2 separate regions of the Mus musculus genome follow, and region 2 is linked to region 1. Evidence: chromatin loops called from intact Hi-C (ENCODE). Cell type or tissue: gastrocnemius. All regions are shown on one strand. Each heading gives the region's core, and the rest is flanking DNA. Links, peaks and the distances in the headings are about the cores only. Region 1 has its middle 44 kb from the start of Rgmb. Region 2 has its middle 51 kb from the start of BC002059.

The links. A loop is a pair of places that touch in the nucleus more often than their neighbours do. Peaks named below come from ENCODE experiments on the same cell type or tissue, not always from the same donor. Only the 100,000 strongest peaks of a DNase experiment are listed, where the experiment ranks them.
Region 2: it touches region 1 in a loop (10-fold over the local background); 15 of 42 quality-filtered maps call a loop at or near these places.

Annotation. Positions count from the first base shown.
Region 1 is chr17:15,778,643-15,795,769 of GRCm38, reverse strand. No RefSeq gene overlaps it. Among named protein-coding and RNA genes, the nearest start is that of Rgmb, 44 kb to the left of the region's middle. In gastrocnemius, for the core only: a CTCF peak has its summit at 8,548 (motif pointing left); a DNase peak (open chromatin) is centred at 8,541.
Region 2 is chr17:16,892,328-16,909,454 of GRCm38, reverse strand. No RefSeq gene overlaps it. Among named protein-coding and RNA genes, the nearest start is that of BC002059, 51 kb to the left of the region's middle. In gastrocnemius, for the core only: a CTCF peak has its summit at 8,510; DNase peaks (open chromatin) are centred at 4,868 and 8,503.

The DNA.
Region 1 (17,127 bases), core at 4,969-12,968:
CATTTAGTATACAGGCTGTTGTGTCACCATCAGAACGTGCTGCCCACCTGATACCAGCTTTCCTGATCATGTGACTTTCAGTTGCCCCCATCACATCTTTCCCAAATTTACACAGGTCTTCATTGTTGACAAATCTAATGCTCACCTCGGGACATTGCATCTTTTTCATACAACTTAACAAAGCCTAATCTGTGAAGACCATTTGTTTAAAGAGACAAGATGTCTTAGTTAAGGTTTCATTTGTGTGAAGAGACACCATGACCAAGGCAACTCTTACAAAGGAGAACATTTAATTGGGACTGGCTTACAGTTTCAGAAGTTCAGACCATTATCATCATGGTGGGAAACATGGCAGCATGCAGGTAGACGTGGTGCTAGAGAAGGAGCTAAGAGCTCTACATCTTGTTCCAAAGGCAACCAGAAGACTGGCTTCCTTGGGCAGTTAGGAGGAAGATGTCAGTACATGGAACCAGAGCATATGAGGCAACCTCCAAAGTTCACCCCCCACAATGACACACTTCATCTGACAAGGTCACACCTCCAAACAGTATCACTCCCTATGGGCCAAGCATATTCAAACCACCACACAAGACTACTTTAAAATTTTTATTATTTTATCCCCCAGTGCTCCACATTCAAAACAGAAGAATGAAGTGGCTGGAGAGATAGTTCAGTGATTAAAAATAAATAAATAAAAACCAAAAAATTTAAAAAGCACCTTTGTTGCCCTTAGAGAGGTTTTGGGTTCAGTTCCCACCACCTCCCTGGTGGCTCCTAATCATACATAACTACAGTTCCAGGGGATTCAACTCCCTCTTCCAGCCTCCGTAGGCACCAGGCATGAACATGGTACACATACATGCATTGCAGGCAAGCACTCATATACATACAGGTAGATCTCGGAAAATTGGAAATCGAGAGCTTCTAGTATGCTTTCCTCTCATCTTGCTATATGGGAGCCTGTTACTACCATCTAGGACATTCAAGGTCCTGGCTTCACTATATGTTTTTTTCAACAAGACTAAAATTCATGGAGATGTTTTGAAGCATTGGGAAACTATTTCCAGGCCCTCCCAGCAGGCTAACAGTTTCTCAAAGTTAGATCATGTCAGTTACAAAATGCACTCAGTTCCTTTTTGAAAACAAGTTAAAAAAATATTTATTTATATTTTATGTATATAAGTGTTTGCCTGCCACAGGAACACGTGCTCCACTATGTTCATAGCACCCTTATTTATAATAGCTGAAGCTGGAAACAACCCAGATGTCCCACAACAGAAGAATGGATACAGAAAATGTGGTCATTTACACAATGGAATACTACTACTCAGCTATTAAGAATGAGGACATCATGAGTTTTGTAGGCAAGTGGATAGAACTAGAAAATATTATCCTGAGTAAGGTAACTCAGACCCAAAAGGACAGGCATGGTATATACTCACTAATAAGTAGATATAAGCCAAAAAAGTATACAATACCCAGGATACAATCCACAGAACTCAAGAAAGTTAACAAGCCAAGGGCCCAAATGAGGACACCTCAGTCCCACTTAGGAGGGAAGAGAAAGCAATCACCAGGGGCAGAGGGAGGGAGGGACCTAGGTGGGATAGGGGACAGGGAGGGGAAAGGGTGAACATGATCAGGTATTGGCGGGGCGTGGGGAGAGGACAGAAGTGAAGCCCTGAGAGCCAGCAGAAAGAATCAAAACAGGTAACCTCAGGATATAGGAAGTGAGGGTGGGGACCCCTCTAGAATGTACCAGAAACATGGGAGGTGAGAGGCTCTCAGGACTCTGAGGGAGGAATCTTAGATGAAATGCCTTACAGTGGGGAGAGGGAACTTGTAGAGTCCACTTACAGTAGAAAGACAGGGGGCATCAAGTAGGGATAGATTTGCCCTCCACAGCCAAAAACTCTGACCCAGAATTGTTCCTGTCTAAAAGAACTGCAGGGACAAAAATGAAGAAGAGGTTCAGTGACCGGTCCAACTTGGGATCCATCTCAAAGGGAGGGTCCAAGGCCTGACACTATTACTGATGCTATGGTGTGCTTACAGACAGGAGCCTAGCATGACAGCCCTCCAAGAGGCCCAACAAGCTGCTGAAAGCATCAGATATAGATATTTACACCCAAACAGTGGACAGAAGCTGGGGACTTCTGTGGTTGAATTGGGGAAAAGCTGGAAGAAGCTGAGGAGGAGGGCAACCTCATAGGAGACCAGCAGTCTCAACTAACCTGGACCTCCAAGATCTCTCAGACACTGAGCCACCAACCAGGCAGCATATACTAGCTGGTATGAGGCCCCTGACTCATGCAGAAGACTGCATGGTTTGGCCTCAGTGAGAGAAGATGCATCTAACCCTCCAGAGACTTGAGGCCCAGGGAGTGGGAGGCCTGGTAGGGTGGGGACATCCTCTTGGAGACGGAGAGAAGGAATGGCATGAGGAACTGTTGGAGGGTGGTCTGGGAGGGGGATAAAGACTGGACTGTAAAAAAAAAATTAAAGATAATTTAAAGAAGAAAAAGAGGAGGAGGGGAAGAAGGAGGTGGAAGAGGAGGAGGAAGAAGAAGGGGAGGAGGAGGAGAAGGAAGAAGAAGAAGAAGAAGAAGAAGAAGAAGAAGAAGAAGAAGAAGAAGAAGAAGAAGAAGAAGAAGAAGAAGCAGAAGCAGAAGCAGAAGCAGAAGCAGAAGCAGAAGCAGAAGCAGAAGAAGAAGAAGAAGAAGAAGAAGAAGAAGAAGAAGAAGAAGAAGAAGAAGAAGCAGAAGAAGAAGAAGAAGAAGAAGAAGCAGAAGAAGCTCCTCTCAGTTGCAAAATTCCTTACAAGAATTTCTTCCTGCTTTGCTTTTGGTTCAGTGGAGAGAAGCATTTCCCACAATTCTTATCACTTAAGCAAAGCCCCGACCTTTTTCCCTAGCTGTTGCCCCCAATGTGAGTCTTGCTAATTTTTCTCACGATGGGTGAGCTACTCCCAAGTGTGCCTGAACTATATGATTACAAAACCTGTGACTAGAGACCGGGTCTTTGAATGACACTGGAATCAATTGTGAACATGTACATGGGCCAAGGGCTCCGGTGGCTCAAGGAAGATGGCTGCTTCTTTGGGATATCTCTGAGCTCAATTTAAACAATCTATTCATCATCAGGATTATGTTGGTTTGAAAGGAAATTGGAGAGGCCAATGGGCAGTGCGGGAGCTGCTCACGTTGAAGCTCTCCCGGTGCCACAAAGATGCGATGCATTTAGATCTCTGAGGGGAGTTTAAGAGGGACAAAAGCAATAAGCTCTGGAAAGAAACTTTTAAAACAAAGATAAACAATCTGTTTTACAGAAGAATAAATGGGGCTGTGCTCTGAGCATTCTGTTTCATTAATCAAGTTAACAAATGCACCAACAAACTGAACTGCTAGCAAACAATTACCAACAAAATAGAATTTCCCATTCTGATCTGCCTCTATCCAACAGGTACAGTGTGGGACGAACTAATTTTTAAAGATCAAACCCAGGGCAACATGGGTTTGCATACTTGGCAAATGTTCTCCCATTGAACTGAACGCCCTGCCTCCTCAAACTATAATTAATACATTTTTGCTCTTTCAGGATAACATTTTCTAAAGCTGACTGTGCCCCCGTTCACTTGAGAGCCTTATTCTCCTTCTCAAGCTCACTAAGCTATACCAACCCTAAACAACTACACTCACCTCTGTTATCTTTGCCCACACATACTGCTATGTCATTTCCAGCTATCTAGAGGCGTTTTTTAAATGTTTAGGGTAAACAATGAAATTACTAAACAAAAACTGAGGCAATGTGCCAAGTTTCAGAGAGGAAGAAAGGACAAATTGCTCTCTTCACTCCACCCATCGAATATGGAAATGATAAAAGGAAATATTGACTATCATCCAAACTCCTGCTGGAGGCAAGGATGAGCTTCAGATAGGCATCTAGGACGTTGTAGCCCTAGTTCTTCAATGTCTCCATCTCCCACCTTTAAGTGATTCATTTCTACAGTCTGGTTTAGCTGGCCTTCCTCATCTACAGCTGTCACAGAGCTGGTCTAGTATGTAAAACAAGATGAATTTCCTGGCAGTACATCTGAATTCTCTTTCTCACGAGACATTGTGCAAGGAAGCTTGCCCTTTGCCATATAACACAGCATAATATTGTGTAAAGTGTAGATTAATGCTGCATGTGTCTCACGATCAATTATCTGGCAAGCTTAGCTATATAGAATACACCTGGTAATAAGTAGGATAATACTCAGTTATTTGAATGACTAAAGAAATCTCTCTCTCTCTCTCTCTCTCTCTCTCTCTCTCTCTCTCTCTCTCTCTCGTGTGTGTGTGTGTGTGTGTACTTGTGTGTACTTGTGTGTTTTCACATGTGTGCCAGTGCACCCATCTGTATGTAGAGGCCAGTATACAGCCACAGGTGTTGTTCCTCTGGTGCCATGTAGCTTTCTTTTCTTGGTATGTGTTCATGTAGGTTTGTGTGCATGTATGCATGCAAGGTGTGCATTCACACATGTATTCATACATGCACAGGCTGGAGACCAGTGCATTCCTCAGTTGCTGTCTACCATACGTATTTTTGAGACAGTCTCAAGCTCACCAGTTCATCTAGGTTAACTATCTAGTTAGCTCCAGGGTCTAACTATTAAACAGATTGACCCCTTACCGTGTGCTACACACGCCACCCTCATCCTCTACCTTTGATGGCTGAGGCCTGAAGGATAAGCTGCTTTTTCTTAATAGGATTCTCAAAGCTACTCTTAATCTAAGGCAGGCAGTGACGAGGCAGGATAGCAGAGCACAGTTCTCACCCTCTGCAGGTGCGCTGTGGTCCCATCTATGTTTATGATGTGATAAAGGAAGGAGATAGTCACAGCCCCAAAGTCTCATCGCTTGTACTCATTGTGTCAATCAGTAGACATAATAGAGACTAGAACCCGGGGATGCATCCTCTCATATTAACATAAGGCTCATCACCTCTTGTTGACGTTATGAATCAAATATTGAATTGTTTTCCTATTTTTCCTGGCATTATAACGCTCAAAGCCAAGATGATGATGCATTTCAGTATCATGAAAGAATCCATGGCAGTTCTTTGTCCACTGCATCTCATTCGCATGCTTTTTGTCTACTTCTCCCCACCGGCTCTGGATTTATAAGCTGTCAGATTACTGTAGTCTACTTTCTGCTGTTATAGCAACATCCCTGACCGTGAGTATTGATAAAGCAAAGCAGCTACTGTGTCTCACAGCTCTGCAGCCCAGACCTCCAACATAAGGAGTCTGCATAGTATCCGCCTCTGGAAAGAACGCCATGCGGTGCCAGGCCTGACGGGAAAACAAGAGAGCAAGCAGGTGCTTGTGGAAGAAGTGTGTGTGCGAAAGAGTGAAGGAGACGTCAGATGTGTTCTGTAACAGCCTGTTACTATACAACTAGCACACTGCCACGGGAGTGTTACTCACCCCTTCATAATGGTGCAACACAGGACCCAGTTACCTCTTAAAAGTCTCAGTACCTCTATCACTAGAGACTGAATCTCTAGTATGCACGTTTAGGGAACAGAGAAGTCATATTATACATAACTCTTAATCTAAGTGAAAACTCATAATCCGCAGTTAGTTATTAAATAGAGTCTATAGAATATTCATTTATATGAGTATTTCCACTTCCCAGAAGGATCAAACATATCAGTGTGTGTGTGTGTATGTACATGCATGCATGTGTGCATGTGTGTGTACATGCATGTGTGTATGTGTGTACATGCATGCATGTGTGTATGTGTGTACATGCATGCACATGTGTACATGCATGCATGTGTGTATGTGTGTACATGTGTGTATGTGTGTACATGCACGCATGCATGTGTGTATGTGTGTTAGCTTAAATGCAAATGACAAAGCTGGACATGGTGGTACATATCTATGATCACTGCTCTGGAGAAGTAAGAGCAAGAGGATCAGGATTCGAGGCCATACTCAGATACACAGTGAGCAACAACAAAACAAAAAAACAAAAATACTACTACAAGTCATAATTCATTTTTGAGACTGGGCTTTATCATGTGACCAGTGTTTTGTAACTTTTCTGGGGTGCTATGAGCAAACATCTATTCACCCCCAGATAGCAAGGCACTACAACAGACTAAAGAAACAGTTCTACCCAAAGCTAACTTAGAGAGGCAGTGAGTTCACTGACGTCATTTATGGTAGTATAGTTGAGGAATTACTTACACAGGAACACACCAAAGTCCCGCTGCAGCACAGGTGTGGACTCACAAGGGCTGCATCCCTACAGCCTCCGGCTCAGCTCCCGGCAGCTCCACTCCTCCCAGCCAGTCTCCTCTCTCTAGCAGTTCAAAGCTTGTATAACCTAGGGGAGAAGCCTTGTCCATCTAGCTGGGCAGTTTCCTGAGAAATGAGTTCTGTTTACTGCAAGAGCCTTTATACGCAATTCCCTTTCCCTCCCGAGTCTTTTTTTATTTACTCGATATTTTCTTTATTTACATTTCAAATAAATAAAACCAGCAGTAGAGTTTGCAGGGACCTCCAAAATTAACTTCCCAGATGTTTTTCACTATTACACAGGGCATCTTAAAATCCTCAAGATTTCAGAAAAGCACTTTAAAACCACTTGAATTAGTGGTCATGGAGCAGCACATCCGTGACACCAATACAGAGCCTGTCTGAAGCATCCCTTCCCAAAGGGAGCACCTCTGTAAGACTCAGGACGGGGACAGCTACATCAGGCGCCTGTCAGCAAGCTCTTGTTGGCATCCACAATAGTGTCTGGGTTTGGTGACTGTATATGGGATGGATCCCCAGGTGGGCAGTCTCTGGATAGTTTTTCCTTCAGTCTCTGCTCCACACTTTGTCTCCTGAGAGGCTCTGCCCGTGCCTGACAAATACAGAGGTGGATGCTCTCAGCCAACCGTTGGACTGAGCACAGTGTCCCCAAATGGAGGATCTAGAGAAAGGACCAAAGGAGCTGCAGCCCCATAGGAGGAACAACAATATGAACCAACCAGACACCCCAGAGCTTCCAGGGACTAAACCACCAACCAAAGAGTGCATATGGAGCGACCCATGGCTCCAGCGACATATGTAGCAGAGGATGGCCTTGTCAGACATCGTTGGGAGGAGAGACCTTTGGTCCTGTGAAGGCTGGATGCCCCAGTGTAGGGGAATGCCAGGACAGGGAAGTAGGAGTGAGTGGGTACAGGTAGGGGAACACTCTCATAGAAGCAGGGGAAGGGGAGTGGGATAGGGAGTTTTTGGAGGGGCAACCAGGAAAGGGGATAACATTTGAAATGTACATAAAGAAAATGGCTAATAAAAAATATTAAATAAAAAATGATATTGCATATAAAGTAACATGACCCTGAATCTCTACTTAAAACAAATCAACAAACAAACTGATCAGACACATAGCCCTGTGGACACTACAGTTGATGAGAGTCAAAAATGCTAAATGGATTCCTTATTATCCAACACTGAAGTTCACAGACTGTGTCAATAATACTCCCATGTTCCTAGAGCTTTCAGTAAGTCTCTGAGTGTCCTAAACATGAACAGAAAACCAAGATTCACCAGCAAGTCAAAATACCACCTTGTAAATGAGATGAGCCCCCGCCCTTCTCCAGACCTACCATCGGGAGAACACAAAAGGAAGAAAGCTGACATGAAATATATTTCCTGGCCAAGGAATTGGATTCCAATCCTGAGAACAAATAAGGAGCTCTTATAAATTAGAAACATTTAATATTGGAATTCAGTGACTCACTGGAAAATTGAAAAATTGGCCCAAGAAATCTCTAAGATCAAAGAGACAATGGGAGAGAAATTTTGTTCCTGTTTTCTCATGGACTGAACCAAGTCTGGCCATCAGTGCTTCCTCAGTAACGAACAAAACCTAAACTGAAGAAGCAGAGGATGAAGAGAGCTAAGGAATGTCAAAGAAAGGAAAACTAAAGTCGATTTGCTGAAAATGTTGGACATGAAAAGTTGTCAGAAACTATTTAAACCATTTTAAAATCATTCCTATTGTATTTTATTTGTGTGGATGGTTGTTTCCTTTGAAAGTCTATCTTTGTACCATGCTGGTACACAATGCCCTCATTTCAATAAATAAACAAACAAGTAAATTTTGAAACTTTGTTTCATTAATTACAAGGGTGAGGTTTTACTAGACAGAGAAAGGGGCATCGCACATCTTCCTGGGTGTCCTCTGGTGCTTGCACTTGGCAATGTTTAAAGAGATGGTAACGAACGGGTATGAAATCACTATGATACGTAGATTTCCTTCGATATGTGAAAAGGATGTTACTTACTTTAAAATGTCAGCATGTAAGATACATCGGAATGCTTTATAATCTTTACAATATAAAAAAAAATTATATCTTGAAAATTGTATGAATATATGCATTTTTCACAGAATTATAATTTTATGATGTCTGAAATGAAATATTTTGCAAAACACCACTTCAAGGTTGACTGGTGGCTGCTGTTTAATTTAATAAATACTGCCCCCTGGTGGTTAAAATGGTCAGCAACACACCTGGCGCATAGCATTTGGGGGAAATTTATTTCTTATACTTTTGGTTGTGAGCCTAGCCTTTAAGGGCTGGAGATCTCTCCAGCCCTAAATTTTTATTTCTTTTTGTTGCAGTAAATAGGTAGAAATTTTTGTAAACTCTGTTTACACCGAAGAAATATTCTGAAAATTAGTATTTCCAACTCAGCAGGACCAAAATAACGAAGCGTCTTCCCTCTGCTCTGTTATCAACAGTACGGGTTCATTTCAACAGAAAAATATATCTTCAAGTATCTGCTTCTTTTAAAAATAACCCCCCCGTGACCTTAGCTGTGACTCACAGCATTGGGGATATGGAACTTGAAGAAGCTACCTCCTGTAACCAGGCAGGAACCCCAGTGGAATGATAGTGACACCAACCCACCCACAAAGCTTTCAACCCCAAATGTATCCTGTCTACAAAAAAAAAATGCAGGCATGGCACAGGGGATGGAGCAGAGACTGCGAGAATGGCCAACCAATAACCGGTCCAGCTTGAGACCCATCCCACGGGCAAACACCAATCCATGACACTATTGATGATGATGCGATGCTTGCAGACAGGAGTCTAGCGTGGCTGCCCTCTGAGAGGCTCCACCCAGCAGCTGACTCAGATGGACACAGATACCCACAGCCAAACAGTGGATGGAGCACGGAGAGTTGGGGGGGAAGGACTCAGGGCTCCGAAAGGGTTAGGAACTCCAGAGGCAGAACTAACACAGTCGACTAACCTGGACCCTTGGGGCTTCTCAGAGAGCATACATGGGCAGAACCTAGGCCTCCCCACACATATGTAGCAGCTTGGTCTTCATCTTCATGTGGGTCTTCAATAACTGGAGCAGGGTAGGGGCATGGAGGGGGAAAGGAGTGGCTATCTCAGACGCTGTTGCATGCCTGTGGGATATGTTCTTCGGGATGAGCTGCCTTGTCTGGCCTCAGTGGGAGAGGAAGCATCTAGCCCCACGGAGACTTGACGTGCCAGGGTGCGGGGATATGGGGGGGGGGGCGGGGGGGGGAGGGAACGACTCATCTGCTCAGAGGGAGGGGATAACCGGGAGGGGGACAGTGAGTGGGATGTAAAGTGAATAAATAGAAAAAATAAAATAAAAATTAAAAAGTAACTCCCCCATTCAAACCAAACCAAACAAAAACCAAAAAACAAAACTTCCTTGAACAGTACCTCAGCGTCGCCGGGCTGGAACTCCAAGCACAGCACCACCTCGCCTGACCTGCATACAGCGGAGCTGCTTCTCTATCTGCCCTACTGACTTCTCGAAAAGCTGCTGTAAGCACTCTTTCTATTTTCTCTCCGAGGGCATACCCGGCTAGCATTTTCTTTCCATCTCACTGAAACTTTCCTGTCAGGCTCTACCGTTAGTTCTCTGAGAGCAAATGCGGCAAAACCTTTTCTGGAGGCTGGGGTAGCTTTGGACAGTTGATAACGTAATTGAAAAAAAAAAAAAAGATATATTATGTAAAAATGGTCTCCTTGATGGCTGAAAAAATACAAATCATTCAAAATACCCCCAGAACAAATGGACTTTTTAGAAGATGCACACGTCATCTCACAAAGTGCAGGAGAAATACGTTATGAACACTGGGTTCGTCTTGTCCATTGTTCTTGCTTCTGTTCATTCCCATGCAGCTGGGGAGATTCCAGCGTGTAACGACCAAAATTGGGGGATCAGCAGCTCCCATGAGAAAGAGCCCAATCTTCCAGCCTGCAGTATCCATCAGCTAGCTGTGCGGGTTCTCCATGATAACAAAACTTTATTTATTGTCTGGTTTGTTCAACGCGACCAATCTATATGTTGTCGGTAAGGTATCTTCTTAGATGTATTATATTTGCTCTCACACTGAAACAAGTATATTGCAAATATCCCATTATACTAAAGGCATTCACTATTTTATAATCTTTGCATAGACCAAATAAAAATCCAAAGAAATAAACACATAATCTAACTTAAAAAATGAACAAAATAGTTTTCAAATAAATATATAGATAATGCAGGAAAATAGTTTATGACCTATATAGAGAGAAGTGACTTAATTAAAATTCAAATGTCTTACCCATAAGGCAAAGAAAAAATTAAGGGTCTGACTCTCAGTAAGAGATTCTGTTCAGGAGCTAGGTCGATGGACTGATGAGTAAGAGCACTTGTTGCTCCTGCAGAGAACCTAGGTTCGGTTCCCAGCCCCCACATGGTGGCTCACAACCATCTATAATGCAAGTTTCAGGAGATCCAATGCCCTGTTCTGAATTCCATGGGCCTCATGCCTGCACACAGTGCACAGACACACACAAAGATTGTGACCCAAGTAACAATGACCTCACAGGCTCATGCTTGAATAATTTGCATAATGTTTCACTTAGTTGTTGAGACTGCTTGGGAAGGATTAGAAGGTGTGAGGGAGGAGACATGTCACTGGGTACAGACTGTGAAGTTCCACAAAGACCCCATTCCCAGTGTGCTCTTTGCCTCCTTCCTCTGCTACTGCTCCAACCCCATGCCTGTCTGCTTGCCTGCTGCCATGTTCCCTGCCGTGCTGATCATGGACTCTAAATTCTGACACTGTAAAGTCCAAATCGAATCTTTCTTCTATAAGTTGCCTTGGTGATGGATAGGGAATTAATTGGAGCACAGTCAAACAGTCAATACAAATGAAATAAAATGAATAAATCTACAACAAAAATGTCTATTCGGAAGGGCTGGTGAGACATTCTGTTCAGCAGCTAGACTGACTTATTTTACCATGTGACTTAAATAAGCAATTTTAAGAGGTATCTAGCTGGGCAGTGGTGGAGCATGCCTGTAATCCCAGCACTTGGGAGGCAGAGGCAGGCGGATTTCTGAGTTCGAGGCCAGCCTGGTCTACAGAGTGAGTTCCAGGACACCCAGGACTGCCCAGAGAAACCCTGCCTCTAAAAATAAAATTTAAAACAAACAAACAAACAAACAAAAAACAAGAGAGAGAGAGAGAATCCTAAGGGCCTAATCTTTTGACTTGTATGTTTGAGATATCTTGACACTTTCTGATACTGACTGGTTTATCTTTCGTGCCTTCATATACCCTGGTTCTATAATTCACATAATGTAATTTTTTATTACTCAACTATACTAGAAGCAGCAAACTGAAAGGGGCCTTTATTCCCATTTCAGATACACTGGAGGCCAGATACACTGGAGGCAGGGCAATGAGTAACTCTTTAATGCGTCTCACCTTACTGGTTTGAGTCAGGATCTTTCATTAAACTCAAAACTCACTACTGTGATTTGCTAAAATGGCTTACGGGCAGTGGTTCAGCCAGCCCAACAATGGCTGTCAACGGAAGGTACAAGGATCCAGTTCACTACGCTGTCTCAGCTGCTCTTCAGTACATGGCAGTATGTGCCAGCATCCCGAGGGAAGCAGGCCCTAAGGCCAGTGGAGGAATGAACTTGCCAGCAAGTGTGAGGCCAAGCAGGAAAAAGGGCAAAAGCTTTCTTCTTCCATGTCATTTGTACAGGCTGCCACCAGACGTGTGACGCAGATAAAAGGTGGATCTTCCTACCTCCAAAGATCTGGATTAAAAGTGAGATTTCCCACTTCAAAGGATTCAATTAGGAAAAACCTTCACAGCTATACCCAGCCTCTTGGATTTTAGTTCATTCCAGATGTAGTTAAGTTGACAACCAAGAATAATCATCACAACAGGTAAGACATTATGTCCCAGGACACAATTTTGTGTCCAGTATATATGTGTATGTGTGTGTGTGTGTGTGTGTGTGTGTGTGTGTGTGTGTGTGTGTGTGTTAAAATAACCCGATTAGAAAAGAACACTGTTAGCCACATTCATTAAAGAAACTTTAGTAAAGCTCAAAGCACACATTGCACCTCACACAATAATAGTGGGAGACTTCAACACACCACTTTCATCAATGGACAGATCATGGAAACAGAAACTAAACAGGGACACAGTGAAACTAACAGAAATTATGAAACAAATGGACTTAACAGATATCTACAGAACATTTTATCCTAAAACAAAAGGATATACCTTCTTCTCAGCACCTCATGGTACCTTCTCCAAAATTGACCATATAATTGATCACAAAACAGGCCTCAACAGATACAAAAATATTGAAATTGTCCCATGCATCCTATCAGATCACCATGGACAAAGGCTGATCTTCAATAACAACATAAATAATAGAAAGCCAACATTCACGTGGAAACTGAACAACACTCTTCTCAATGATACCTTGGTCAGGATTGGGGGGGTGGGTATGGGGGACCTTTGGGATAGCATTGAAAATGTAAATGAGGAAAATACCTAATTAAAAAAAAAGAAAGAAAGAAATTAAGGACTTTTTAGGGTTTAATGAAAATGAAGCCACAGCATACAAAAACTTATGGGACACAATGAAAGCATTTCTAAGAGGAAAACTCATAGCTCTGAGTGCCTCCAAAAAGAAACAAGAGAGAGCACACACTAGCATCTTGACAACACACCTAAAAGCTCTAAAACAAAAGGAAGCAAATTTACCCAAGAGGAGTAGACGGCAGGAAATAATCAAACTCAGGGGTGAAATCAACCAAGTGGAAACAAGAAGAACTGTTCAAAGAATCAACCAAACGAGGAGCTGGTTCTTTGAGAAAATCAACAAGACAGATAAACCCTTAGCCAGACTCACTAGAGGGCACAGGGACAAAATCCTAATTAACAAAATCAGAAATGAAAAGGGAGACATAACAACAGATCCTGAAGAAATCCAAAACACCATCAGATCCTTCTATAAAAGGCTATACTCAACAAAACTGGAGAACCTGGATGAAATGGACAAGTTTCTAGACAGATACCAGGTACCAAAGTTAAATCAGGATCAGGTTAATGTTGTAAACAGTCCTATATCCCCTAAAGAAATACAAGCAGTCATTAATAGTCTCCCAGCCAAAAAAAGCCCAGGACCAGATGGGTTTAGTGCAGAGTTCTATCAGACCTTCAAAGAAGATCTAATTCCAGTTCTGCACAAACTATTCCACAAAATAGAAGCAGAAGGTACTCTACCCAATTCAGTCTATGAAGCCACAATTACTCTGATAACTAAACCACAGAAAGACCAAACAAAGATGGAGAACTTCAGACCAATTTCCCTTATGAATATCAATGCAAAAATACTCAATAAAATTCTCACTAACCGAATCCAAGAACACATCAAAACAATCATCCATCCTGACCAAGTAGGTTTTATTCCAGGGATGCAGGGATGGTTTAATATACAGAAATCCATTAATGTAATCCATTATATAAACAAACTCAAAGACAAAAACCACACGATCATCTCGTTAGATGCTGAGAAAGCATTTGACAAAATCCAACACCCATTCATGATAAAAGTCTTGGAAAGATCAGGAATTCAAGGCCCATACCTAAACATGATAAAAGCAATCTACAGCAAACCAGTAGCCTACATCAAAGTAAATGGTGAGAAGCTGGAAGCAATCCCACTAAAATCAGGGACTAGACAAGGCTGTCCACTCTCTCCCAACCTATTCAACATTGTACTTGAAGTCCTAGCCAGAGCAATTCGACAACAAAAGGAGATCAAGGGGATACAAATTGGAAAGGAAGAAGTCAAAATATCACTTTTTGCAGATGATATAATAGTATATATAAGTGACCCTAAAAATTCCAAGAGAGAACTCCTAAGCCTGATAAACAGGTTCAATGAAGTATCTAGATATAAAATTAACTCAAACAAGTCAATGGCCTTTCTGTACACAAAGGATAAACAAGCTGAGAAAGAAATTAGGGAAACAACACCCTTCTCAATAGTCACAAATAACATAAAATATCTTGGCGTGACTCTAAGGAAGTGAAAGATCTGTATGATAAGAACTTCAAGTCTCTGAAAAAAGAAATAGAAGAAGATCTCAGAAGATGGAAAGATCTCCCATGCTCATGGATTGGCAGGATCAACATTGTAAAAATGGCTATCTTGCCAAAAGCAATCTACAGATTCAATGCAATCCCCATCAAAATTCCAACTCAATTCTTCAACGAATTAGAAAGGGCAATGGGCAGATTCATCTGGAATAACAATAAACCTTGGATAGCTAAAACTCTTCTCAAGGATAAAAGAACCTCTGGTGGAATCACCATGCCTGACCTAAAGCTGTACTACAGAGCAATTGTGATAAAACCTGCACTGTACTGGTATAATGACAGACAACTAGACCAATGGAATAGAATTGAAGACCCAGAAATGAACCCACACACCTATGGTCACTTGATCTTTGACAAGGGAGCTAAAACCATCAAGTGGAAAAAAGACAGCATTTTCAACAAATGGTGCTGGCACAACTGGTGGTTATCATGTAGAAAAATGCGAATTGATCCATTCCTATCTCCTTCTACTAAGGTCAAATCTAAGTGGATTAAGGAACTCCACATAAAACCAGAGACACTGAAACTTATAGAGGAGAAAGTAGGGAAAAGCCTTGAAGATATGGGTACAGGGGAAAAATTCCTGAATAGAACAGCAATGGCTTGTGCTGTAAGATCGAGAATCGATAAATGGGACCTCATAAAATTGCAAAGCTTCTGCAAGGCAAAAGACACTGTCAATAAGATAAAAAGGCCACCAACAGATTGGGAAAGGATCTTTACCTATCCCAAATCGGACAGGGGACTAATATCCAATATATATAAAGAACTCAAGAAGGTGGACTCCAGAAAATCAAATAACCCCATTAAAAAATGGGGCTCAGAGCCAAACAAAGAATTCTCACCTGAGGAATACCGAATGGCTGAGAAGCATCTGAAAAAATGTTCAACATCCTTAATCATCAGGGAAATGCAAATCAAAACAACTCTGAGATTCCACTTCACTCCAGTCAGAATGGCTAAGATCAAAAATTCAGGTGACAGCAGATGCTGGCGAGGATGTGGAGAAAGAGGAGCACTCCTCCATTGTTGGTGGGATTGCAAGCTTGTACAACCACTCTGGAAATCAGTCTGGCGGTTCCTCAGAAAATTGGACATAGTACTACCGGAAGATCCAGCAATACCTCTTCTGGGCATATATCCAGAAGATGCCCCAACTGGTAAGAAGGACACATGCTCCACTATGTTCATAGCAGCCTTATTTATAATAGCCAGAAGCTGGAAAGAACCCAGATGCCCCTCAACAGAGGAATGGATACAGAAAATGTGGTACATTTACACAATGGAGTACTACTCAGCTATTAAAAAGAATGAATTTATGAAATTCCTAGGCAAATGGATGGACCTGGAGGGCATCATCTTGAGTGAGTTAACTCAATCACAAAAGAACTCACACAATATGTACTCACTGATAAGTGGATATTAGCCCAGAAACTTAGAATACCCAAGATATAAGGTACAATTTGCAAAACACATGAAGCTCGGGAAGAAAGAAGACCAAGGTGTGGATACTTTGCCCCTTCTTGGAATTGGGAACTAGGCACCCATGGAAGGAGCTACAGAGACAGAGTTTGGAGCTGAGACGAAAGGATGAACCATCTTAGAGGCTGCCATACCCAGATATCCATCCCATAATCAGCCTCCAAACGCTGACACCATTGCATACACTAGCAAGATTTTGCTGAAAGGACCCTGATATAGCTGCCTCTTGTGAGGCTATGCTGGGGCCTAGCAAACACTGAAGTGGATGCTCACAGTCAGCTATTAGATGGATCACAAGGCCCCCAATGGAGGAGCTGGAGGAAGTACCCAGGGAGCTGGGGGGATCTGCAACCCTATAGGTGGAACAACAATATGAAATAACCAGCACACACACACACACACACACACACACACACACACAGAGCTCGTGTCTCTAGCTGCATATGTATCAGAAGATGGCCTGGTCGGCCATCAGTGGAAAGAAAGGCCCATTGGTCGTGCAGACTTTATCTGCCTCAGTACAGGGGAATGCCAGGGCCAAGAGGTGGGAGTGGGTGGGGGGGGGAGGGTGTGGGGGACTTTTGGTATAGCATTGGAAATGTAAATGAAATAAATACCCAATAATAATAAGAAAAGGAAAGGAAAGGAAAGGAAAGGAAAGGAAAGGAAAGGAAAGGAAAGAAAAGAAAAGAAAAGAAAAGAAAAGAAAAGAAAAGAAAAGAAAAGAAAAGAACACTGTTGAGAGGAGAGGCCCTTGGGCCTGAGGGTGCTTGATGCCCTAGTGTAGGGGAATGCTAGTGTAGGAAGACGGGAGTGGATGGGTGGGTGAGCACCCTCATAGAAGCAGGGTGGGGGATGGGATAAGGGTTTTCTGAAGGAGAGGCCTGGGAAGGGGAAAATATTTGAAATGTAAATAAAGAAAATATCCAAAAAACTGAATGTACATGGGGGAGTGATGAATCTCAAGTTGCACTTTTTCTATAAAAACTGCCATTGGAGACTGGAGAGATGGAACTGAAGAAATGGCCCAGTGGTTAGGAACATTGGCTGCTCTGACAGAGGTACTGGGTTAGATTCCCAATGCCCACATGGCAGTTCACAGCTGTCTGGAACTCTAGTTTCTGAGAACCCAATACCTCC
Region 2 (17,127 bases), core at 4,770-12,769, 1.1 Mb before region 1:
TCAAATGAGTCGTTTTGATGATTGTTTCTATTTTGTATAAGAGACAACTTCTAATAAATTTACTGAAGTCAAATGACCGCCGCCCCCCCCAAGCCAGAATGCCAAGATTCACTCTCTTTGCAGGAGAGTACCCAAATGGAGACATTTGTATGACTTCAAAAGGGACGTCACAGAATGTGAAAAAGGTCAGAGAAAGGACATATTTTTTTCTGATCTTAAGTAGAAAATTCTTCTCATTTTATTTATTTTATTATTATTTTTTATTTTATTTTTTGATAAAAATAAATCTTGAAGTTCTCATACAGAATTTACCCTTATACATAAATACACACACACATACACACACACACACACATTTTTTTCTCTATGGTGCCAAAGAGTCTAAAAACTGCCCTTGAGGAGGAAGCACGTTACTTCCTCTCCTGTTTTCCCAGCTTTCTTTTTAAATCCTTTGCTGCCAGATGTGAATGGAAAATCATTTCATTGCCAGTTGGCAATGTATACAATTCTTGGCCAGGAAAACTATTTAAGCAAATTTGAAGACTGCTTAGATTTTCAGGGCTGGTGTGTGTGTGTGTGTGTTTTGTGTTTGTGAGTTTGTGTGAAAGTGGTGTGTAAGTACATGTGTGTGCATGTGTTTGTAAAAGCCCAAGATGTATGCTGTACTCCCTGACACACACTCACATATGACATAGGTTTTATCTCAGATATACCACCATCATGAACGAAAATCCAGGGGATTTTCAGGATTCCCCTTATGAATTTCATGTTAAAACTAGAGGAGGAAAATTAGTACACATTAACCGACCACTAACTCTGTGCTAGGAATTGCACGAAGACCTTAGCGAGTCTTTAATTTTCACAATAAACCAAGCAGAATTATTGTTATTATTTTAATTTAATAGAAAAAAAGATTTGACTTAGAAACCAGGCAATTTACCTAAGTTCATGTTGTTAATTGACACAATTCAAACAATGTATGCCAAACTTTAAAGATTCATTTTTATTTTAATTGTGTGTGCGTCCAGGTCAGATTCTTCTAGGGATAGAGTTATGTATTTTTGAGCTGTGAGTTATAAGGTAGGAATAGAATTCAGGTTTTCTGCAATATCAGTATGTACCCTTAAGCACTGAGCCATCTCTCTAGCACCTGGATTTAACTTTAAACCCCAAAGTATTAACATTTATTTGTTTGTTTTGCAAGGCTTTACTCTATAGTTCATGCTGGCCTCAAACTTATGATCTTCTTACATTAGCCTCATAAGTGCAATGATACTAAAACTTTACCAGAAAAATTCTACAGCTGATAAAATATACACTTTCACCAAAGTACCAGAGTACAAAATTGACACAAATATAAAAGTGACAGACTGAGAGAAAATATGAAGGAAACAATAGTTTTCACAGTAGCCTCACAAATATATTAGTAATTCTACCTAAGCCAGAGAGTATATCCAAGACTTGTATAATAGAAAAATTCAGACATTGAGAAAAGAAAGAGACTAAACATAAGATAAAAAAAAACTGTCCTATTTTCATAGATTGGTAGGATTAATGTGGTGAAAATGGCCACCCTACCAAAAGCAATCTACAGATTTAACACAATCTTCACCTAAATTCCAACAAAACTATTCACAGAAATTTAAAAGACAATTTTCTTTCTTTTTTTAAAACATAATTTATTTTATGTATGTTCTCTCAGACACACTAGAAGAAGTCATCGTAGAAGAATGCAAATAGATCCATAATTGTCACCCTGCACAAAACTTAACTCTCAAAGAATCGAGGAACTCAACAAAAGGTCAGATACCCTGATTCTAATAAAAGGAAAGTGGGGAATAGTCTTGGACTCATTGGCACAGGAAAACACTTCTGAACAGGATACTGATAGCACAGGCACTAAGAACAACAATTAATAAATGGGACTTCACAAAACTGGAAAACTTCTGCAAGGCAAAGGACACTATCATTCTGGCAAAATGGCAGGCTACAAAATTGGAAAAGATCTTTACCAACTACACATTCAAAAAAGGGCTAGTATCTAAGATATATAAAGAACTAAAACAAACCCTCAATAATTTAATTTAAAATGGGGAACTGAAGTAAACAGAGATTTCTGAATAGAGGAAACACAAAAGGATGGGAAACATTTAAAGAAATGTTCAAAATCCTTAGCCATCAGAAAAATGCAAATCAAAGCTACTTTGAGATTTTATCCTATACTAGTTAGAATGGCCATGATCAGGATAACAAAAGACAGAGCATGCTATCAAGGATGTGGGGCAAGGAAAACACTCAATACGTTGCTTGTGGGAATGTAAACTTGTACAGTCTCTACAGAAATCAGTGCGGTGTTCCTAGAGAATCTGGGAATAGATTTACCTCAAGATCCAGCTGTACCATTCTTAGGCATATACTCAAAGGGTGCTTTGCTAAAACTGTCTGGCCTGTTTTTTGTTTGTTTGTTTGTTTGTTTTTTTGATTCTTAATGACTTCAATTTCCTTGGTGATTATTGGTGTAGTAAAATTGTTTATCTGATTTTGATTTAACTTTGGTAAGTGGTTCATTTCTTTTAGATATTTCATTTTTGCAGAATGTGTGTTTTTGAAGTATGACTGTATTTCCTTGATGTCTATGGTTTTGTCCCCCTTTTCACTTCTGATTTTGTTAATTTGGATATACTCTCTCTGCTTTTTAGTTACTTTGGATCAGGGTTTGTCTATCTTGTTGACTTTCTCAAAGGACCAAGTCTTTGTTTCATTGATTTTTTTGCATTGTTCTCTTTTGTTGTTATTTTATTGATTTTTAACCCTGTTTGATTATTTTATTTTATTTATTTTTTTGGCATCTACTCCTTTTGGATGTGTTTGCTTCTTTTTGTTCTAGTGGGTGCAGATGTTCAGTTAAGTCACTAGTACGCTATTTGTATGCTTTATGAAGGCACCTAGTACTCTGATCTTTCCTCTTAGAATCACTTTAATTTTGTCCCATAAGTTTGGGTATGTTGTGCAATCACTTTCAATGAATTCTAGGATGCCTTTCATTTCTGTCTTTATTTCTTCCTTGACTCAGTTGTCAATGACTAGAGAGTTCTTCAATTTCTATGAATTTGTAGGCTTTCTGTTGTTACTGTTGTTTAAATCTAGCTTTAATCCACTGCATCTGATAGGAAACAGGGGTTTATTTCAATTTTCTTGTATCCGCTGAGACTTGATTTGTTACCATCTATATGGTCCATTTTGGAGAAGGTTCCACATTACCCTGGGATGAAGATATATCTTTTGTGTTTGGGTGAAATGTTCTGCAGATATCTGTTTGAGACATATCATCGGTTTTTAATTTTGGAGTCTTGGCAGGACTGCCTTGAAATTCACAACTACAAATAGCTTAAGAGGCTATGTGAGGAAGTTCGAAGAGTCCTAAAACTGGATACTTATGATAGTGTTAGATTTCATTTATATATATGACTTTCTAAAATCCATTAAACTTTACTTAAAAGAGTAAATAATATCTGTGGAGTTTGGTATCTCAATGAAAAATCTCTATGGGGTAAGAGCACCCGACTGCTCTTCCGAAGGTCTGAAGTTCAAATCCCAGCAACCACATGGTGGCTCACAACCATCTGTAACAAGATCTGACGCCCTCTTCTGGAGTGTCTGAAGACAGCTACAGTGTACTTACATATAATAAATAAATAAATCTTTTTAAAAAATCTCTATGAATTTTCCAAATTTATACATCATTTTGAAATACTATTAATTGCGAAATCTAGATAACAAAAAGATTTAGGGGATTAAAGGCTACATTCCCAACACCAGATCAGATTTCCCTCTTCCTACCTCCCCACCCATACCTTTCCAACCCCCATCCGTTTTTCCTTTCTCCCTCCCCACTTGGTTGCTTTCTTCTTCCTCCCAAATGGGACTGAGGCATCCTCACTTGGGTCCTTCAGCTTGTTGACCTTTTGAGTTCTGTGGACGGTATCTTGGGCTTTTTTTCTCCTTTCTAATATCCACTTATTAGTGAGTACATACCATGCATATCCTTTTGGGTCTGATTTACCTCACTCAGGATGATACTTTCTAGTTCAGTCCATTTGCCTGCAAAACTCAGGATGTCCTTATTCTTAATAGCCAAGTAGTATTCCATTGTGTAAATGAACCATGTTTTCTGTATCCATTCTTCTGTTATGGGATATCTGGGTTGTTTCCAGCTTCTGGCTATGAACAAATAAAGCTGCTATGAACATAGTGGAACACATGCACCTGTGGAATGGTGGGGCATCTTTGGGGTATATTCCCAAGAGTGATATTGCCTGAGGGTCAGCAGAAAGAATGGAAACAGGCAACCTCGGGAGATAGGAGGTTGGGGGGACCCTCCAGAGTGCCACAGAGACCTGGGAGGTGAGAGACTCTCAGGACTCAAAGAGAGGGACCTTATACGAAAACCCTACATTGGGGAGAGGGAACTTATAGAGCCCACCTCCAGCAAGAAGACAGGGCATCAAATAAGGGAATGCTCACAAAAGAGGACCTATCATGACCACACTCTGGAAGACCCAACAAGCAGCTGAAAGAGTCAGATGCAGATATTTGCACCCAAGTAATGGACAGAAGCTGCTGACCCATGTGGTTGAATTAGGGAAAGGCTGAAAGAAGTTGAGGAGGAGGAAGACCCTGTAGGAGGATCAGCAGTCTCAATTAGTGAGACCTTTCAAATATTGGACCACCAAACAGGCAGTATATATCAGCTGATATGAGGCCCCCAATACATATACAGCAGAGGACTGCCAGGTCTAGGTTCAGTTAGGGATGATGCACCTAACCCTCAAGAGACTGGAGGCCCCAGGGAGTTTAGAAGTCAGATGGAGTTGGGGGGTGGGGTAGGTAGCGGGTGAGGACATCCTCGTGGAGACAGGGGATTGGGGAGGGGGTATGGGATATGGAACAGTCAAAGGGTGGACCGAGGGGAGAGGTGAAGTAAAATCTGGAATGTAAAAAATAAATAAATAAATGAATAAAAAGAAAAACATTCAAGGACTGAAGAGATAAATATTTATGTTGTCAGATTGTAGATGGTAATACAATTAAGGAAAAGCAGAGAACAGAAGAGCCTAGAACACAAAAAGCTTTATCATCCTATTAGTTTTCAAGTTCACATTGATGACATCATACACTTGTAAATATGTGCAGCAGTATCTTTTAAAGTAAGATGGAATTTCATTTCAAGAGCTAGAAAAAATACCTATCTGCTTTGAGCCTGTACCTCCACATTTAAAATAGCCAAAGAATCAATTAGTTCTTCCCAAAGGAAAAATCTATCTGCCCCAAACTAAAATAAAAATAAACAAACAAACAAATAAATAAATAAATAAATAAAGGCTACATTTCTGAAATACTATGTATCTTTTAACGTCAGATATCTCAAAAGTTTTTCAAGGACAATCTTTAACGAGATTTTCATGATCATGAAGTTCAAATTTGAGTTCACTGTTTTGTTGACTCCTTTATCATTTGCTTCTTAGAAACTAGCCTCTTCTTTGGTGCATTATTTATTAAAATCTTTGCTGATCTTAACATTTTTAATTAAAAAAATAAAACAAATCGAATGCTAAGATCAAGGTGTAACTTACTTCTTTTTTTTTTTAAACTCTTTTTATTTATTTATTTATTATATGTAAGTACACTTTAGCTGTCTTCAGACACTCCAGAAGAGGGCACCAGATCTCGTTACAGATGGTTGTGAGCCACCATGTGGTTGCTGGGATTTGAACTCTGGACCTTCAGAAGAGCAGTCGGGTGCTCTTACCCATTGAGCCATCTCACCAGCCCATAACTTACTTCTATCACACCTGGCCACTACTAACTTTTGTGTTGTATCTTCTATAATATATTTGTACGTAATACAGGGCCCAAACAATATTGCTGCAAGGGGTAATGTTTGAAATTATAGTTTTTGATATGAAAATAATGACACTTCTTAATTCAATTTTATGTTTATAGTGCATATAAACTGGAGCTTGCCTTTCCATTCTATAAAGATTTGTAGCTGAAATTTGTATGACATTTATGTGGCATCATTAAGCCATTGTACTAGGGGAAAAATAACTCTTAAATCGTAAATCATTTTGATGGGAAGTACATAGCTGTTGGGAATTGGTTCTAATGCTGTCTTGATTGGAACTCCAAATTGGGAATCTGCATGTCCAAACATTGAAGGTTACTGTCTCCAACTGGTTTTTTGATTGATCAACACAGAGCCAACAGCCAATGTTGGGCAGAGAGAGAGGCGGGATTTGTAGGTTCCCAGGAGAAGAAGCACAGAGCAGAGAAAAAGGATCTCCACCAGAAGAAGGGTGGACCATGCCTGGAAGGAACAGGAGGGAGTAATGGTCAAAATGTAGGTACAAGAAGGAAAGGGCTCCCCAGAAGGGCTGCCCAGAGCATTTTGGGCAGCAAAGATGGTGGGAACGGAGGCACCCAGAAGGAACCAGGGCAACAAGATAAAATTTAGATTTAAGAGCTGCGCGCGTGTGACTGACTCTCTCTCTCTCTCTCTCTCTCTCTCTCTCTCTCTCTCTGTGTGTGTGTGTGTGTATGTGTTTCATTTGTGAATCCAGAGAGCTCTTGGGCTGGTGCAGCACACAACCCACCAGGAGCCAAAGCGGATTAACTAATTCACAGCTACACAGCACAGGCAGATGTGAGGATTTTAATAATGAAAGACTGGGTCTTGAGGTCTTGTTCACTATTTCAATTCCAGTATTTGGCAGGCTAAGGCAGGAGAAGTGAGGACTGATAGGGGTATATAGTGAATTAGACTAGACTGCACTATGTGGAAAGATCATAACTGAAAACCAGGCCAACAAGCAAGTGAGAGAGCAAGCAAGCACACAGGAGAATTGCGGAGAAACAGAATTCAGTTGCGGGGAAGTCTAGTCTCCCTCAGTAATCTGGGTCACTTGCCCAAGCCAACATCCTAACTTCCTTGATGGCCATAAGGGAAGGAATTCAGATTGGCTGAGTTATAGATAACTTTCAGAAGCAGGAAATATTGAAGCAAAGAATAAACTGTCTAGCCCTTCTCTTGATTTTGCCATTTTAATAATCCTGGTTAAATACATGAGCCATTGAAGGTGGCAGAAACTATAAATGTTTTAGAACAAACACGTTTTTTTCTCTCATACAAATACATCATTAATTTGGAGAAAGTATTGCACTGTGAAGCAAATTAGGTTTTATAACAATTAAATTTTATTAAAGAAACTAATGAAAAATTTTATTCAGAATCAAAGGATAGATCTGGCTATTGTGTAAACATAAAACAATGAGTTATTGGCAATTCAAAGGAATACTTTATAAACTGACAAGATTATTTCATTCTTCCAGTACTGATCAGAACTCCACTTTTCAAAACAAAATAAGTTAGAGCACGTCTGGAAACAAGGCACAGCCTCTGCCTCTTCTTTCTATCACCTTCCAGTCTGTGTCTTTTATTCTGTGTGTATCTAATCTCCTCCTGCCCCTCTCCTGTAGAGACTTTTTTGGTTACGTGTAAACCCATCTGGGATAACTTCACCATCTCAGGGGCTTTAGTCACATCTGCAAAGACTATCTTCATAAAGTAACATTTACAAGGTCTAGAAATTAGGACTTGCTATCACTTGTGAGACATTATTCAATCCACCACGGTTGTTTATTACTATGAGGACTAATAAATTAGTCTACGTGAAATTCTTAGAAACACTATTAGACATTGGATATTGTTGTTGGTTGTGTGACTATTCTTTTGGCCATGGGGATCTACTTCTTGAGGTAAACAGGACTTTCTCCCTTGAAGAACAGGATTCTAAAGAGGCCCATCTGGATGGATATAGTCATCACGTCATTTTGTGTGCTATTACCATGTTTAATGCTCTGCAAAGGCAGCACAGATATTCTCTTTAATGTGGATTATTTCAGTGATTATAGAATTTGTGACCTTGTGCTTTATTGTTTATTTTAAATAATGTAATAATTATGAATATTGGAAGTTATTATAGGATTAAGGATTGGACATTTACCTGTGTTTGTCTCTAAATTGACTTTATATTTATTCAGTTGATTTCAAAGAGTGGTCCTCAACCTTCCGAATGCTGTGACCCTCATGTCGCTCCTCATGCTGTGGTGAACTCTAACCATAACATTAGTTTTGTTGTTACTTCATAGCTGTAATTTTGTTACTGCTATGAATCATGATACAAATAATTTTGGAGAGGTTTGCCAAGGGGGTTGCGAACCACAGTTCAAGAACTAATGATTTAAAGTGTATTTATTTTAAAATGCTATTTATTTCATTCATGTAGGTCTTGAACTTTGATGGGTTCCAAACTGATAGTTATTAGCAGTGACAGTATATTTGTTAATTACGTAAGATGTATTATTTAATTATTAAGCTCTCTTTTCATGACACCCACAGCAAGCCTGCTCTGGTGTAGAAATTGGTTGTAATACCAGAGCTGTCCACTTGGTGGCCACTGCTACTAAATTTCTGATCAATTTTATTGAAAGGTAACATTTCATTATTAGAACCATGTTAAAATTTCTTTTATTTTACAACAATATTGAGTATATTATGTTTGAGTATGTTATGAGTAGTGGCATTATGTATCTTAGTTTATATTCTAGGGAGATAGTTTAGTGACTTTTCATAAATTTTGACTTTTAAAATATTCTAACAAGATTTTTTTTTGTGTGTGTAGCTGGATAATTGGAATGATTTAAATTTCTGAAAAATAGAAAAAATAAAAAATTTGTGTTAATTATTTTTAAATTTTAAACCAAGGAACTTGAGCAAAAAACAAAAATACTTCATCTACTGGTTTGACTTTGGAAATATATAGACACTGAGGAACCTAGAACTTGTATTATTTCTTTTGATTGATCACATTTAATAAGTATGTATCTACAGGGAACTCAAAAATATTTTTTTATGAAAATATACTTTGAAGAGAAAGCATTGTGTTAATCAAATATAAACTCTACAGTTTTCTCAGTCTAGCCCGTATTAAATTAATGAGGGCATTAGACTAAGGGGTTGTAATACCCTGAGATTTTCCTAAGCAAGATGAAACCAGCTCAGAGCAGGAATTGAACTTGTATTCTAGGAATGCGAAGCTGAAGCTGTTATAGCCAGAAACCACAAACTAGCAGCAAACCAGGACAGAAAGTTACATTTCCATTTTAAATACTAATAAATGTTCTTTGTCTCAAGTCTAGGCACCCTGTATGGAAGCTGCCCACCTAGCTCCTTCCATGGCTGCGGCAGCTTGTCTCACTCTCTGCTCCAATTTGTCCATTACAGTTTTAACATGACTAAATTTACCCTCGGACACACTACAAAGGCAAAGATGGTGTCACAGTTCTGCAAGTCATCATGAGCATATGACACATTTTCCCTTGTGTGGTATATATATATATATATATATATATACACACACACATATATATATATCCACACACACATATATATCTTTTGCTCTTGCTTTTTCTCCTTCTCCCTTTTTCCTTTCTTTATTTTTGTTTTTATGTTCTCAAGCCAAGATCTTGTAATGTAGTCCAGGCTGACCTCAAATTTGTGATTTGTGCTTTAGCTTCCCCAGTGTTGGGATAATAGGCATGAGTCACCAAGCCCAGATTTCTGGTATATTTTCCATAATCATACATTATATTTTTAAAGGCTATTTTATATTGCTGTCTTTCCTTTTTCAAAAACAAACGGAAGAATATAAAGATGCGATTTAAACTTAATAACTATGTCTACTTTATACCAAAGTATAAGCTATTGAGAATAAGAATAATTAAGATAATAAAAACAGAGACATTGCCTTCTAGAAAACCCAGAATAAAAGATGTAAGTAAAGTTTGATGCAGTTGAATTTTATTTCTAGAAATGAGCTGAAAAAAAAAATCAGTGATTTTACTGAAGTTTTGCACTGATTTAAATAGTGTAAGAATGTATTAGCCATGAAGGACTCAAACACAGATAGAAGTGAGAGCTGTCGTTTGAAATTTTACTAATTCATATGTGAATTAGTAAATGTAGAATTCAGTTATTTTATATGCTTTAGGATAAAGGTTGGTATATCTATTTTCGAAATGAGAATATTTTGTCTTTGTGAATTTTCTAGGCAGCTAGACTTAAACTTATTCAGTGAGCCATTTCAATGAACAATGCCAACGGCATATCTATCACTCACTCTTCCTCAGGAATTAGGGTAACAATTTTCTTAGCTTTTATAACACACAACTAGAATTCATGACTTGTGTGTGCTCCTGTGTTCCTCCAGAACCAGACTACAGTCTCCATGAAAGTGAATGTCTTTGTGCTTTCCACCATCCAGCATAAAATTTGACACAAAGCCTGTGCCCAGTGAGGACCTAATGAGTCATCAACTGGGATAAGGCACAGGTGTGGCTTTTCCACTTGGGCTTCTGTTTTCTCATTGGTGAATGTAGTTGTTACGTTGGACGATGTCTAGAAGTTATTTCAGGTGCCTCAGCTGCCATTAATGCTTCAAATGGGCACTGTAGCTATTTGCCATATAAGTTAATGTTAGTGTTACAGGTACTAGGGGACTGAAGGCCACTGTGAGTCTCAGTGCAGCCTGTGAAAAGATACTGAATTCCAAGACAGTGTAGGGTACAGAGTAATACCCCACCTCAAAAACCAGAATACGAATGAACTAAAAACTTAGCAAGGTTTGGGTTTTTAGCTCAGCACTTGCCTAGCATGGATAAGCACTACATTTGATTTCCAGCACTGAAAAAAAATTGATAGATACCATCAGTAAGTCTTTGGTGTTTAAACACTAAATTAAAATGCTAGAGAGATGGCTTAGTGGATGAGTGTTTGCTTTTCTCAAAAAGGATTGGGGTTTGGTTACTAGCACTCATTGTACCAGACATCTCACAACCACTGGTAACTGCAGCTTTAAGAGATCCAGTGCCTCTTTCTGGCACTTCACCCATATTCACACACACACACACACACACACACACACACACACACACATTTTGGGAACGAGGAGAGGTAGTTCACATTTCTTGGTTGGAATATTATGGGCAAACACACCCTTGGCTGCTTTTTGAATATGATTATTGTTGTTATCATTTTACAGAGGCAGCAACTGAGGCTCTGAGAAGTTCAGTAACTTGTTTGAGGTGAACAAGAGCAAAACAAAAAAATCAAACATCTGGATGGCTGACCTCAGACAAGTTGGCTTTTAACACTATAGACATATCTGCAATGCATGGACTCATGGAGGGGTTTTGAACCACTCTACCATAGCCTTTTACAGATTCAATGCAATCCAAATGAAAATCTCCATCTTATTTTTTTAATCAGAAATAGAAATAGCTATCCTAAAATTTTGATGGAACTACAAAAAATCTTAGATAGTCAAAATGATCCTGAAGAAAAATAAAGCAAAGTAAAACAAACACCAACAACAAAAACAAAACAATTCTGGAGATATTACCTCTCCAGATCTCAAGATATATTACAGAGTAATAATGATAAAAACAGTATGGCACTGGCACAAAAACAGACATGTAGACCAATGGAACAAAACCCAAGACCAAACGTTGTTGTGGATACAGATGATTTGTGGTTCTTTCTCAGGAACTAACCCTGACCCAGGCCCAAGACTATGTCTTCCAGGGCAAAAGAAGGCCACAAAGGCAAGGAAGCACAGAAGAAAGAACTCAGATAAGGGGTCAAAGATACTGTTTGCTGGATCTCTGCTTGCAATGCAATCTCTAGGAATCAGATAAACAATATATAAACAGCAAGTTTAGTAACTTGTTTGAGGGAAAATAAAAATTGTTCACTCTTCAATTAAGTCTTGATTTCTTTTTTTTTAAGATTTATTTATTGATTATATGTAAGTACACTGTAGCTGTCTTCAGACACACCAGAAGAGGGAGTCCGATCTTGTTAAGGATGGTTGTGAGCCACCATGTGGTTGCTGGGATTTGAACTCAGGACCTTTGGAAGAGCAGTCGGGTGCTCTTACCTGCTGAGCCATCTCACCAGCCCAAGTCTTGATTTCTTAAGGTGCATTTTTTTCTTCAAATTTTTTATTATTGGCCCTTTTGAACTATCTGTACTAAATTTATACTGTCTACTTTAGTATGTTGGCTGGAGTTATATTTCATTTTAGATGAACTGAATTCACTATGAAACTTTAAACTATTACAACAGGTTTCCTTATTAGTTTAGATGCTCCAGTTTCTAACAACATTCCACAATTTCCATCAGTAAAACTTCACAAACATTTGACTTATTCTGTCTAGATATCCCAATTTGTGTTTCTAAAATGGATTAGAAATATTTTTTCATTATCATTTACCCTGTTTCCCCTTCCATTGGAATGCAAGTTTCAAGAATGTAGAGGTTTTGTCTCTTTTACTCACTACTAACTATGGCCATAGAACAAAGACTATGCCTGTTCTATTGGGCTTTCCACATATTCTAAGTTGATATTACAGTTTCTTTTTCTGTTTTTTTTTCAGGACATTACAGTTTCTTTTTTTTTTTTCCATTTTTTATTAGGTATTTAACTCATTTACATTTCCAATGCTATACCAAAAGTCCCCCATATCCACCCACCCCCACTCCCCTGCCCACCCACTCCCCCTTTTTGGCCCTGGTGTTCCCCTGTACTGGGGCATATAAAGTTTGCAAGTCCAATGGCCTCTCTTTCCAGTGATGGCCGACTAGGCCATCTTTTGATATATATGCAGCTAGAGTCAAGAGCTCCGGGGTACTGGTTAGCTCATAATGTTGTTCCACCTATAGGGTTGCAGATCCCTTTAGCTCCTTGGCTACTTTCTCTAGCTCCTCCATTGGGAGCCCTATGATCCATCCATTAGGTGACTGTGAGCATCCACTTCTGTGTTTGCTGGGCCCCGGCATAGTCTCACAAGAGACAGCTACATCTGCATCCTTTCAATAAAATCTTGCTAGTGTATGCAATGGTGTCAGCGACATTACAGTTTCTAATGCACTAGTTTTGCTTCATAATAATCTGACAATTGTTTTGCTGATCTGGGTAAACTTGTATTGAAATGTTTTATGTACTGATTCTGTTGAATTTTACATGTACAGAATGAAAACTTCTGAAAAAAAGGCAGCTTTACCTCAGCTTTTTTTTTTAATTAATTTATTTTTATTATATGTAAGTACACTGTCTTCAGACACTCCAGAAGAGGGAGTCAGATCTCATTACGGATGGTTGTGAGCCACCATGTGGTTGCTGGGATTTGAACTTCGGACCTTCAGAAGAGCAGTTGGGTGCTCTTACCCACTGAACCATCTCACCAGCCCTTTAACTCAGCTTTTAATCAGCATCTAGTTCTTAAAATAAATGTTGCTTAAACTGGGAATTCCATGCATGGATATTAACATGTCTAAAGGGAGGGCACTGGGTATTCACCTTGTCTAAAGAGAAGACACAGAAAGTCTTGTTATTAGTTATGTTAGGAACTTAAAGTTTGAATTGATACAACTTTGTAAGGTGAATAAACAGCTTTTGGTCATTTATTTGTTAATATGTCCAACAAATGTTTAATTATAAATTACATCTTTAAATAACTGATGTCACTCTATCCTTTTATTTCAGTGAATATATCAAATTATGCAATTGAGTATCTAATTTGGAATAAAATTTTGTATCTGGGGTAACTTGGTAGAAAATTTAACAATGATATAAATTGTCATTAAGTTGTTTATAGTGATTTGTCTCTAGTAAATTGACTATGTGGTCATTTCTTCAGTCTCTACTCCACACTTTGTCTCTGTAACTCCTTTAGTTATTGTTTTCTTAATGACTGTCTTTCTGAGTAGAGTTAGGTGGGATCTCAATGTAGTATTGTTTAAATTTTTGGAGACTTTTATAAATGTATATAATGTACCTCAATCATATCTTGCTCTCTACTCCCTCCTTCCCCTTAACCTTCCCTATCTCCCTGTATCTTTTCCTTCTAGATTCAAGTCCTCTTTACATTTTTTTAACCCACTGAATATATTTAGTGCTACCCATGCATATATGGTTGTAGAGACATCACAGGCAAAGTAGTTAACTGTTAGTGATTACACTACAAAGAAAAAATTGACTGTCCCTCCTGTATCAGCCATCAATTGTCAGTAGATACCCAGGTAGGGCTGGGTTCTAAGGAGCCTTCTCTACCACTGTGCTGAATCTTTTAAAATCTGCCTTAGATATTTTTTTCAGATCTTGTACAGGTAACCACAGTTGCTGTGACTTCATGTGCACTATCCATGCTGTGTCCAGAGAATACCATTTCATAGTATGCCTGTCCATCTGCTGGCTCTTATATTCTTTCCCCCACCCCCTCTTTCATAATGCTCCCTGAGCCTTGAGTGATGTCAGGGTTTCCATATATGTACCACATCTCTGGATGGGAACTCACAGATACCTATTCACAGCATCTTAAACAGTTACAGCTCTCTAAATTAGACACTGCCCTGTTAAGAAGCTTCCCTAACCAAGGCTGGAAGGAATAAAAATCTATTGGGTCTATCTCATGTTGATAATTCGTCACTGAAATAGAATGTTTTGATCTGAAATGCTCAGGTGCTAGAACTAAACTCAGGGTCTAGTGCAGTGTAACTCCAATCTAAGCGCATGGGACTTGTGTGGGTATTTGAATATGTGGTGCTTGGGAATAAATGCTAGATGGCACATATGCCAGGCAAGTGATCTATCTGTGAGCTCTATTCTCAACCTAAAAGCAGCAGTTTTGAACTAGAAAAGCATATCACATTTCTGCAGCTTTTGCTGCTATAACTGCAAAATACCTTTGTAAAAAAAAAAGGTAATATACAAAGATCAAATAATGATAGAAAAATCATTATAGAACAACACATAAGAATTATCCTGTTAGATCATGCTGAGTGAAGTACCCAAGACCCAGAAAGACATGTATGCTATGTACTCACTTATAAGTGAACATTAGCCATAAAGTGCAGGATAACCATACAACAATTCACAGACCCAAAGAAACTGGGGAACAAGGAGTGGCCCAAGGGAGGATGTGTGAATCACACTCAGACGGGGAAACAAAATAGTCATTAGAGGTAGATGGAAAGAGGGAACTGGGTAGGAGAGGAGGTAAGAAGGGGAGTGATGATGGACATCAGGTGTTAGGAGAGGGGAGTGGGAGAGGGCTAGGAGTTAGAATGGAAACCAGTGGGGGAGGGGGCATCTCTGGGACTAGCTGGAGGCCTGGCAGGGGAAGGCTGCCAGGAGTCTATGGGGAGAGGGGAGGACCCTAGCTGAGATTCCTAATTCCTAATTCAAAAGTGTTGCTTCTCACTCCCCCAAACCCCTGTAGTTGAATTGTATGTCAAATAAATTGTAATAAATGTGGGGTCATTCTTTCTCTTTTAGTTGTTTTTCAGTCTTAACACTCTAACTGTTCTTTCCTTTGTGTGCCTATGATATTACTTACTTATAAAAATTACTTTAATTGTATATCTTATAATTATATTTAGAGCACATATATAGTATTTAAAACTTCTAAATTCCAAATGTACACATACCAACTATGTGATATTCACATACTATCAACAAGATTTAAGTGCAAAGCATATATAAAGAGTGTTAGCACAAGGTGCTGGCTAGTTGTTGTTGTTTTGTTAGTTTGTTTGTATTTTTTTCTTTTTAAAAATTTATTAGGTGTTTTCTTCATTTACATTTCCAATGCTATCCCAAAAGTCTTCCATACCCTCCCCCCCCCAATCCCCTATGCACCCACTCCCACTTCTTGGCCCTGGCATTCCCCTGTACTGAAGCATATGGAGGGCATCATGCTGAGTGAGGTAACCCAATCACAAAGGAACTCATACAATATGTACTCACTGATAAGTGGATATTAGCCCAGAAACTTAGGGTACCCAAGATATAAGATACAATTTGCTAAACACATGAAACTCAAGAAGAACGAAGACCAAAGTGTGGACACTTTGCCCCTTCTTAGAACTGGGAACAAAACACCCATGGAAGGAGTTACAGAGACAAAGTTTGGAGCTGAGACAAAAGGATGGACCATCTAGAGACTGCCATATCCAGGGATCCATCCCATAATCAGCCTCCAAATGCTGACACCATTGCATACACTAGCAAGATTTTGCTGAAAGGACCCAGATATAGTTGTCTCTTGTGAGGCTATTCTTGGGCCTAGCAAACACATAAGTGGATGCTCACAGTCAGCTATTGGATGGATCACAGTGCCCCCAATGGAGGAGCTAGAGAAAGTACCCAAGGAGCTAAAAGGATCTGCAATCCTATAGGTGGAACAACAATATGAACTAACCAGTACCCAACTGGAGCTCGTGTCTCTAGCTGCATATGAATCAGAAAATGGCCTAGTCGGCCATCAGTAGAAAGAGAGGCCCAACTGGTCTTGCAAACTTTATATGCTTCAGTACAGGGGAACGACAGGGCCAAGAAGTGGGAGTGGGTGGGTAGGGAGTGGTTGGGGGAGCGTGAGGGGGACTTTTGGGATAGCATTGGAAATGTAAATGAAATAAATACCCAATAAAAAAAAAGAAAAAAAATTTCATCTATGTCTGTTCATCTATGTCTTTTTATTGGGGCGTTGAGTCCATTGATATTAAGAGATATTTAGGAAAAGTAATTTTTCTTCCTATTATTTTTGTTGTTACAGTTGGCATTCTGTTCTTGTGGCTGTCTTCTTTTAGGTTTGTGGAAGGAGTACCTTCTTGCTTTTGCTGGATCATGATTTCTGTCCTTGTATTGTTTTTGTTTTTATGTTTTTTTCTGTTATTATCCTTTGAAGGGCTGGACTTGTGGAAAGATAATGTGTGAATTTGGTTTTGTCATGGAATTCTTTGGTTTCTTCATCAATGGTAATTGAAAGTTTGGCTGGGTATAGTAGCCTGGGCTGGCATTTGTGTTCTCTTAGTGTCTGTATAACATCTGTCCAGGATCTTCTGGGTTTCATAGTCTCTGGTGAAAAGTCTGGTGTAATTCTAATAGGCCTGCCTTTATATGTTACTTGACCGTTTTCCCTTACTGCTTTTAATATTCTACCTTTATT